Linked DNA regions of Mus musculus: region 1 is linked to region 2. The links are chromatin contacts, found by POLR2A ChIA-PET in ENCODE. All regions are on one chromosome and are shown on one strand. Each heading gives the region's core, a stretch centred on a gene start or an enhancer-like site at or near the end of the contact. The rest is flanking DNA. Distances are from core to core; before and after follow the strand shown.

The links. ChIA-PET counts read pairs that join two places held with the same protein, here RNA polymerase II (POLR2A).
Region 1: POLR2A ChIA-PET joins it to region 2 with 13 read pairs in embryonic stem cell. The contact joins the promoter of Rest here to the promoter of Paics in region 2. POLR2A ChIA-PET finds 5 or more read pairs at or near these places in 3 of 5 experiments (Patski and embryonic stem cell).

Annotation. Positions count from the first base shown.
Region 1 is chr5:77,262,361-77,267,126 of GRCm38, reverse strand. Rest (RE1-silencing transcription factor) reads right to left here and starts at 1,633. Exons shown (of 4, transcript NM_011263.2): 1 at 1,339-1,633.
Region 2 is chr5:76,949,673-76,954,384 of GRCm38, reverse strand. Paics (phosphoribosylaminoimidazole carboxylase, phosphoribosylaminoribosylaminoimidazole, succinocarboxamide synthetase) reads right to left here and starts at 3,083. Exons shown (of 9, transcript NM_025939.3): 1 at 2,550-3,083. The coding sequence starts at 2,565. Ppat (phosphoribosyl pyrophosphate amidotransferase) reads left to right here and starts at 2,807. Exons shown (of 11, transcript NM_172146.2): 1 at 2,807-3,428. The coding sequence starts at 3,301. It overlaps LOC115486295 (a long non-coding RNA gene), which reads left to right and starts at 3,435. Exons shown (of 2, transcript XR_003955939.1): 1 at 3,435-4,712.

The sequences.
Region 1 (4,766 bases), core at 384-2,883, 310 kb before region 2:
TTACAGATCACCTTCTTGAAAACAAGTTGAGTTTCTAAATGGTCTCAACCTCCAGCCTCAAAGGTACCAGTCTCAGAACTCAGTGTGCCTCTTGCAAATTATTAAAGGCAAGATATGCAAAGAATAAAAAAAGTACTAAAAGACAAACTAAAAACCGAAAATACTAAAAGCGGGCCGCTTCACCTAGAGTCTAAAACACAAGCTCGCCCGCTCACTCGCTCGCTCAGTTACATGCCCCAACAAAAAGTTGAGCCCGAATGCCATCACAGGAAACGGCTCTCCCCTAGTTCAACAGCCCCACGGATTCCACAACGGACCTCAACATCCACTCTAAAGCTTCCCCCACGCACCTCGGCAGCCACACTCCCAAGGAAATCTCCACGTCTCTCGGGCAGACTGTGCTAAGCACAGCCCGAGAGCAACGTGTTGCACCGAATTCCTATGTGCCGCTGCCACCAGCGCCGGCCTCGGCGGCGGCATTCCTAACTGAAATAGGCATTCGGCCATTTTCTCAAAATACCAAACACAAAGCAGCTCTTTGCAAACTTGGGCCCTCTTGCTTCCTCTCCGCCACCAACCCGCGGGCGGTGCCTGGGCTCGGACCTCACGCGCTGCCCACCACCCTAGAGGCGCCTCCCCGGCCGGCCGCGGCCCCGCAGCCCCCTCCCCCGCCGCCCGCCACTAGCCCGGCCGGGACTGGGCGGAAAAGTTACCTCGCTACCCGCGTCCGATCGGGCCTGTACCGGGGCTCCGCGGCGCCCTCCCGAGGCTGTCGGCCCCCGGTCGCTGCGAGGGGCCCCACGCGGGCCGCCACCGCCGCCCCCGTGGCCCGGAAGTTTGCGAACTTCGCTCCCCCGCTGCGCAGAGCCAGCGCGGGCCGCAGAAATCGCTGTCCAGCCTGCCGCCGGCGCCGCCCGTGCCCCGGGCTGAGTCAAGCGGGGCGGCCGCCTTCCGGCCCTGCTACGACTGGGGGGGAGGGGGCGGCGAGCCTGGGACGCCGGCGGGGCCGGGGGCGTTGGGCCCGAGGCGGAGGGAGGGCGGAGGGGGGAAGTTTCAGGACCGCGGTCACCAGCAGCGGCGCTCCGGCCTCCGTGGCCCCGGATCTCAGCGCCGTGCGGAAGGGCCTCCCCGTGCTCCGCTGGGGGCCGATGCCCACGCCGCTCCGCACCAGCCCCCGGCCCAGCCCGTGACTCGCTCCGTAACTCGATCCCGCCCCCGCCCGGCCGCCGCGCCGCCCGAGCCACAGTATCTGCAAATCAGCCCTGGACAGCGCCTCGCGCCGCTCCGCGCCTGCCCGCCGCCCTCCCCCGTCGCTCTCCTCGCTCCGCCGCGTCCTACCCTCTGAACTGTGCGCCCACGGTCCGCCACCCCCGCGTCGCCGCCGCTCCAACTCCTTTTCTTTGTTGCTGGACTTTCGGGGGAGGGGAGGGGAGGGAGAGCGGGGAAAAGTTGGGCGTCGAGGCCCTCGAGATCCCGGGGTGCGATCGCGGAGCGGGATCAGACCGCCGGCCCTGGTTCTGCCGTCGCTGCGGTCCCGGCCGCCCGGGTCTGGGGCCCGCGGCCTCGGCGGCGCTCCTCGGTCTTCTGCTGCTGCGCCGCGAGCTCGCGGGAGCCGCACATTCCAGCACAGGACGCTGCGCCGCGCACCCGGCCCGCGCCGTCGCCGCCCGCCCGCCCGCCGGACACGCCCCCTCGCCGTCCGCGCGCGCCCGCCGACACGCCCCCTTCCCCGCCCGCGCGCGTGGCCGCCGAGCGCGCCCCGCCCCTCGGTCCCGAGGCTCGAAGTGGACTCCTGGCCTGCCTGGGGGCGCGCCTCGGGGGAAACTTACCTAATCCGCCCGGCCCCCGACTCCCGCCTTAGGCTCATTAAAGGGGCGGAACCTACTCCCTGAGCTTCTTTCTTTTATAAACAAATAGCAGAAGTTAGCCCCAGCCTTACCCGGGCGTGCACGAGAATTGGGGTTGTTGGAGGAAAAAACGTGCAGGCATTGACCGCCCTCTTGAGAAGTATTGTCACTGGCCTCTTAAGTAAGGCTGAAGCCTCGAAAAATACTGTTCAGGCCTGGCGTGTGGGCTCTCGCCGTTAATCCCAACACTCAGAATGCTGTTGAGACTGGAGGATCAAGAGTTAAAGGCCGGAGTTCAAGATCAACCTGGGCTACTTAGGGACACTAGTGCAAGAAATTAAAAAACAATACAAAACCCGAAAATCGGCCCTGGCTGCACAAGTCTGTAATCCTACTTGAAAGGCGTGAGCACCAGGAGATCCAGGTCATTGACTTGACAAATTGGGGGGCCCGGGGGTGGGGGATTGCTCTTGTCTGCAATCAGACTCAGAATTCAGTAGACAGAGGCAGGAGGATTGCTGAGAGCTTAAAGCTTTAGTGTGCTATGTAAGAATTTTCAGGCCAGCCATAGCTACAAAGTGAGACCTTTCTCAATCAAAGAAACAAAATCTAAGTGCCTGCCTACACAGATCTTTATGCTTAACTGTAATTTTAAGCTTCATGAGGTCAAAATGCTTTCACATTGCAAACTCTTAACCAGGAGAAAATCAGTCCTTGTGGGGGTTGAGACAAAGCCAAGTCCAGTTCAGTACCTGACGTCTTATAATGGGGACAGGGAGTCTCAGGTCCTGTCCCTTCTCACCTGAAATGCTTTTTTAGCCTGCTTTTAATGTCTTCCTGGAAGTGGGCCTTGTAGCCTTTAATTTGTAGTTAGTGAACTACCAGCTAGAGTTTAAAGCTCTCGGCCGCCTTCAGGGCCCGGCATTTCCGGATCTAAATGTGTGAACCTCTCGTTGGCATTACTACAGAGGTAGCAGCAGGTGGGTGCTAAGAGGCTGGAAGCAGAGCTTCAGGTTTCTCTGACATTTTCCTTTACCTCTTTTCTGGCACGCTGTAGAACCCATCTTTCAAAAAAAAAAAACAAAACAAAACAAAACCCTACAATATATTACTAGTTGGTACAAAATTGAAGGCAAGGCGGAATGAAGGCCCTAAGGTACTTGACCACCAAAGATTTCAATGGCTGTTTTTTCTGGGACAGTCTCCCTACATAGTCTAGGCAGGCATCCAAATTGTGGTCTTTCCACCTCTGGAGTGTTGGTCTTACAGGTATAGGCCGCTGCGCACCAGAGTCTTTTCAGTGCAAGCTCCGTGCATTGAATCAGATTTGAAAAGAACTCTTAGAGGAATAAAATTGAGGAAGAGGGAAATGAAAAGCAAACGAAACAAGAACTCCTTCCCATTGAATTGGTGAAGAGAGAGACCAGGTTGGTGGCTTGGGTCAGTAATCCAGATACTTAGGGTTCAAGGCAAAAGGACTGCAGTTCAAAGTCATGTCCAGCTACATAGCTAGTCTGAGGCCAGGCTAAGGATACACAAGACTGGGGCTGGTGAGATGGCTCAGCGGTTAAGAGTACCGACTGCTCTTCCAAAGGTCCTAAATTCAAATCCCAGCAACCACGTGGTGGCTCACAACCATCTGTAACAAAAATCTGATGTCCTCTTCTGGAGTGTCTGAAGATAGCTACAGCGTACACAGACATAATAAATAAATAAATCTTTTAAAAAAATGCCCATGAGGGACTGCCTAGATTAGGCTAGTCGAGGTGGGAAAACCCACCTTAACTGGGTTTTCCCATTAAGAAAAAAAAAAAGATACACAAGACCCTGTCTCAAAGCAGAGTCAGGCACAGTGGCTCAAACCCACTGTGTCACCTGAAATAACCTTGAACATTTGCTTTTTCTTCCTGTGCCTCCCAATTACTGGGATTAAAGGTTTGAATCCACACACCCAGGTTTTGCAGTACTGAGAATCTGAGTCCTGTGTGCGAAACTACACTCTTCCCAACTACCTCTAACCATTCTACCTAACTACTACCTATTCTTTTTTTCTTTAAAAAAAAAATCTAAGTTGAGACTAAATTATATTCTCCTTTTATTTTTTAGATTTTTCTTTCCTGTGTTGTTTGTGAGGGTGCCAGAGGCCCTGGAGCTAGAATTACAGGCAGTTGTGAACCACCCATGCAGGTGCTGGGAATTAAACCTGAGCCCTCTGGATGAGCACCCAGTGCTCTTAACCACTGAGCTGTCTCTCCAGTTAGTAAATTATTTTCTTTTTCTTGTTTGTTTGTTCTTCAAGACAGGGTGTCTCTGTGTAGCCTTGGCTGTCCTGGAACTCTCAGGCCTCAAGCTCAAAGATCCACCTTCCTCAGCCTCCCGAATGCTGGGATTAAAGGCATGGGGCACCAGACCTGAATTGAAAATGATTTTCTTATTTATGGATTTGTTGTTGTTAGAGTCGTTGGTGATGGTGGTGGTGGTGGTGGTGGTGGTGGTGGTGGTGGTGGTGGTGGTGGTGGTGGTGGTGGTGGTAGTGGCAGTGGAGGTGTTTGCATGCAAGCGTGCCTACATACGTGCGTGCGTGCTTTTGCTGAAATAGTAACAAAGTAGCCCGGGTTGAGCTTCTACTAAATTTGTCAGATTTGAGGCTAGGTGCTTGAACTTTCCTGTAATCCCAGCCCTCAGGAAGCAGACACCAGAGGGATCACAGCCTAGTCTACACAGCAAGTTCTAGGCCTACCAGAGCTACGAAGTGAGAGACCCAGTCTCTGAAACAGAAAAGAAAATAGATATAAACTATTTCTTTTATGTCCAAAAGGGCACAAATAAAAGCACGGCCTTTTTCCAGTTCCCGGATGAACGTCCTTCATTTCCTCAGTGTGACTGCTGACTGGAAATAGTTTATTAATTGTGGATTTA
Region 2 (4,712 bases), core at 1,834-4,333:
GAAGGAAGCTGGCAATTGATAAGAAACTATAATAAAATACAAGGTAGAGACTATTCACAGCAGGCACACCCTACAGAGAAGTCGAGAATGAAGTAAAAGCTGAACAGACATGAAAAAAGATCAGACTTTAACAAGGGGTAATTGAAAGACCAAGCAGCCAAGGCAAGGTCAGCATGGCTAAGCACTTAGTGTTCCAGGACCGTGTAGCTTGGTAGTGATCAAGACACAACCAAATAGGCAAAAACAAAACCCCAAACTTAAAGAGCCGATCAGGTCACACCACCAGCTGGCACAGGAAGCAGTTAAGTGTCCAAGAAGAAAAATCAATGGCCTATCACTGGTGCAGTGTACGGAAAAATGGATGCAGGAGGCCAATTCCTTTCTTGGATCAAATTTTAGTTGGCCACAACTAAGTGAGATGACCTTTGGAGTGGACCAAACTGCATTTCTGGAACATCAGCTTTACAGCCTGTTACCTACAATATACTGACTCTTCCCCCCAAACTACCCAGAGATAGTTTTCTTCTCATCAGAAATCCCAATTTTTGGTAATATTAACTATACTGCTGTGAATGATTTGTTATGAAGCTTTCTTGTTTAAAACCATAAAAAGGGCATCTTGTAAAAACTAAATACACTGGGGCTGGAGAGATGGCTCAGCGGTTAAGAGCACTGACTACTCCTCCAGAGGTTCTGAGTTCAAATCCCAGCAACCACATGGTGGCTCACAACCATCTGTAATGAGATCTGATGCCCTCCTCTGGTGTGTCTGAAGACAGCTACAGTGTACTGATATATATATTAAATAAACCTTTAAAGAAAAAACAACCCGCCGAGCATGGTGGCTCACAGCTTTAATCCCAGCACTCAGGAGGCAGAGGCAAGTGGATTTCTGAGTTCAAGGCCAGCCTGGTCTATAAAGTGAGTTCCAGGACAGCCAGGGCTATACAGAGAAACCCTGTCTTGAAAACAAACAAACAAAACAAACAAACAACAACAACAACAAAAAACCCTAAATACACTATTCCAACCTACTTGCCTTTGGGTATCTAAGATTACAATTCTAATTAGCACTAAATAAATGTAATTTTTTTCCCTCAACTACGCTAAATTTGATTCTGGTTGACATTGGTGATAAATAACTTGTCTAATATTTCCACTATAGTTCAGTGAGGTAAAAGATGAATATAGCCATCTTCCTAACTTAATGTTTAGAAGAATTAACAAAGTTTAAAAAGCCCCTCATGGTCTAACTCCAGTTTTGAGCTGTAAATTTCCTTTCTGGAACTCTAACTTCCTTAATGTTTGTGTCCTCTTGAAAATCTCTATACTCAGCCTGACCCACTGTTGCCTTCTATCTAGTTCATTACTAACTCATTAGCTATGTAGATTTAACCCAAGAACCATTGGGCTGCTAAATACTAAAGAGCAACAGACACAAGATACTGATTTAATATGGGAGACACGAGTTTTAGTCAATACTTGATCCAAATTCAGTTCACAGCAGTTACACTGGGTGGCTCATGTGTACTCCTGCTTCAAGACAGGCCCTGGCTTCTGTGCATCTGTACTCAAGTGCACACAACCACGGATACAAAACCAACAAAGTAAAATAGAAGCCAGAGAGATTGCTCAGCAATTAAGAACACTCCGATGTTTTACAGTGCACCCAGGTCCAGTTCCCAGAATCTATAGGGTAGTTTACAGCCATTCAAAATTAAACTATAGATATGAACACCTTCTTCGGACCCTTGTCAGCACAGGGCCACATCAGATGTGGGGAAGAGGTTAGATTCTAAGATTTTTACTAGTTTAGAAGTACTGGCGCTGTGGATTGTCTCAGAAAAAGTCTGGCCCTAATTCCCAATTTTATGGAGCTGTACTACCTATAAACTTCAGGGTGGTTTTCATAGGTGGGAAAGAATGTTGGAGTGCCCACAGGATCTGCTTCCTTATTAATCTAGAAACTTGTGTTGTTCCAAGACAGTGTTTTGTTAGTGGATAAAGTAACTTTGCACTCTCCACACCCATATCCTAAGGGTGTTACTAGCCCACGCCCACAATCCCAAATTCCAGGGATTGCAAAGAAGCATCTGATCAAAAAATTTTGGACCTGTTTTCAAACACTTTAAACTACGAAACTTGCAGTAAAGGAGATTATTGGCATATTAACTTTACCAGAATAAACAAAAACCCTGATAGATTTTCTTGGTTGTTTATCTGCTTATTACAAGGTTTCTAGGCACTTGGTTAGTTTCTGGCCATTTCACCTTCAGAGTACTTTCCCACTCTGCTACTTTCCTTCCCGTCCCGGGGCCTTCTTTTGGCTATTTAAATAGGCTCTGGGTGCTTAAGAGTTTAACGCACGTCTTCCAGCGCCTGGACCATGTGTGCAGGCTCCGGGCCCCAGGCGCCGTCTTGGGGAACCCGATCAGGCACTTTGTCGGAAGGCCTGCATCCGACCTCGGGGCCGCACGTGTATGCGTCAAGCCTGCTAGCTCTCTGACGGAGGGCTGGGGGACCCTAGGGTCCGAAAGCAAGTTACTCACCTACGGCTGTCGCCATTATCCGAGGTGAACTAGAGGAGCAGACCGCGCGGGAAAAAAGGGCAGTGTTCTGGAAAACAAGGGCGACCACAGGATCAGAGGGCGGGAAAGGGAGGTGCAATATCAAGGACACGCCCTAGCCCCACAGCCCACCGGCGAACCCGAAGTACCGGGCTGGCTGTGCTTGGGGCTGGAGTCGTGTCCCCAGGCTTCCCGCCGCGCAGGCGCGCTGACGCGACCCCGCTTCCGGGCGGCCCCTCCCCGCAGGCAGCCAAAAAGTGGCGCGCATGCTGCAAGGCCCCCGCTGGCCGGAGAGGTTTCTGGGTTGGAGCGGACCAAGTCCTGACGGCCGGGGGACGGCGTGAGACCAGGGGGCACGAACGGCTCAGGTTTTCTGAGGGACCCACGCGATCAGCTGCGCCACTCTCATCACCTACTCCTTGGGCGCGGGAAAATAACGGAGCCTCCCACGTGCAGAGAAAGTAGCGATCCTGACCTCGGCCTCCTCCCCACCTCTTTGACTCCGTAGCCCCGCCCCTCTCTTTGCCCTAGCTGATTGGCGGAGAGCGGGAGGCAGAACTGGTCACGCCCCTTCTATGAAGCGCGCCGCCGCAGTAGCGAGAACCTAGCCCGCCCGGGAAGGAGGCAGTCAGTAGCGCGAGCCTCTTGAGGCGTTCGATAGCGGAGCGGACAGCTGGTTGGTGCTTGGACCACGCCGCGGCAGCAGGTCCCTCCACGTGCTTTCCGAGGCGCCATGGAGCTGGAGGAGTTGGGGATCCGCGAGGAATGTGGTGTGTTTGGGTGCATCGCTTCTGGAGACTGGCCCACGCAGCTAGATGTGCCGCATGTGATCACTCTGGGACTCGTGGGGCTACAGCACCGGTGAGCAACAGGATGGAGGGGTGGGGGTGGAATGGCAAGTATTTGCACAGTTCCACGAGCCGCTTCCCAGCTCTGTGCTACGGGGAACGCAAGACAATGAGGGTGGATCATGACTGGGAAGGGGGGATCAGGGCTAGGAGGGTGAATCTCGAGAATCAAGTCAAGTACCTACTCAGGATATTGACCAAGTGGGGGTGGGGTACACTTTGCCTGCATAGACTTTAACTTAGGCTGTCGCGTTGCTCCCGAGTGCTCTTTACAGGTTAGCTCCCAAGAATGTGCATCTCTCGTCGCGGGTTAGTTACTCTGGAGTTTGCTTTCACTAGCCAGGTTGGGAAGGGACCGTTCAGATCTCCTTGAAACTAGAACTGTTCTAGAGATAAGCTTCTGTAGGGTGGTGGTGCTGAAGGTCCTGCAACACTTGAAGGTTTTTCTATTTGTTGTTGTTTTGCACGGGGCCTCCTGCTTGCAAGAGCTTTGTTTGCAAGGGCAGAGCTACTGAGCAGATTTGTCAGCCTGAAAGCAGTTAGAGGTTTGGAGATCGTGAGTTTAAAAGTAGTTATAGCTATGAGAAATTGGGAGATGCCTTTGGGGCAAACAAAGAAAAAAAGACCTTTGCCTCCATAATTTGTTTCTTGACTTCACTGACAGTATTATGGAAATAATACAAACTAGGGTTTTGTCTCTCTTCAAAAACTATTCTATCACGGAGTTTTACAATACAGTAGCAACAATGTCTAGACCAGAGCTGGGCAGTAACCCTTTTTATCAATGTGGGTGCTACATGCATCACTAATGATTATTCTTACCAGACTTAGCCTAGAAGTTGTCCTTTTGCAGAGTCTTATTTGACATTCTACATACTCCGCATACATTTATTTAAAAAAAAGCATCTGGGGCCACCCTGTGGTGGCGCATGCCTTTAATCCCAGCAACTGGAAGGCAGGGGCAGGTGGATTTCTGAGTTCTGAGGCCAACCAGGTCTAAAGAGTGAGTTACAGGACAGCCCGGGCTATATATACAGAGAAACCCTGTCTTGAACCCCCCTCCCCCCAAAAAAATTGTTTTGAGAATGTGTGTATGTATATGGTGTAGGGGACTATGTTTTTTGTTGTTTTGTTTTGTTTTTTAAATTAGTTACAACTTGCTGGGTGCAGTGACTAGCTCAAAGCACTGGAGAGGTCTGCAGAGGCAAACTGATCTGGAGCTTTTGAGGCTACATAGCAAATCCTAGGCCTGCCATAGCTACAATGAGGCCCTGTCTCGATAAACAAACAAACTACA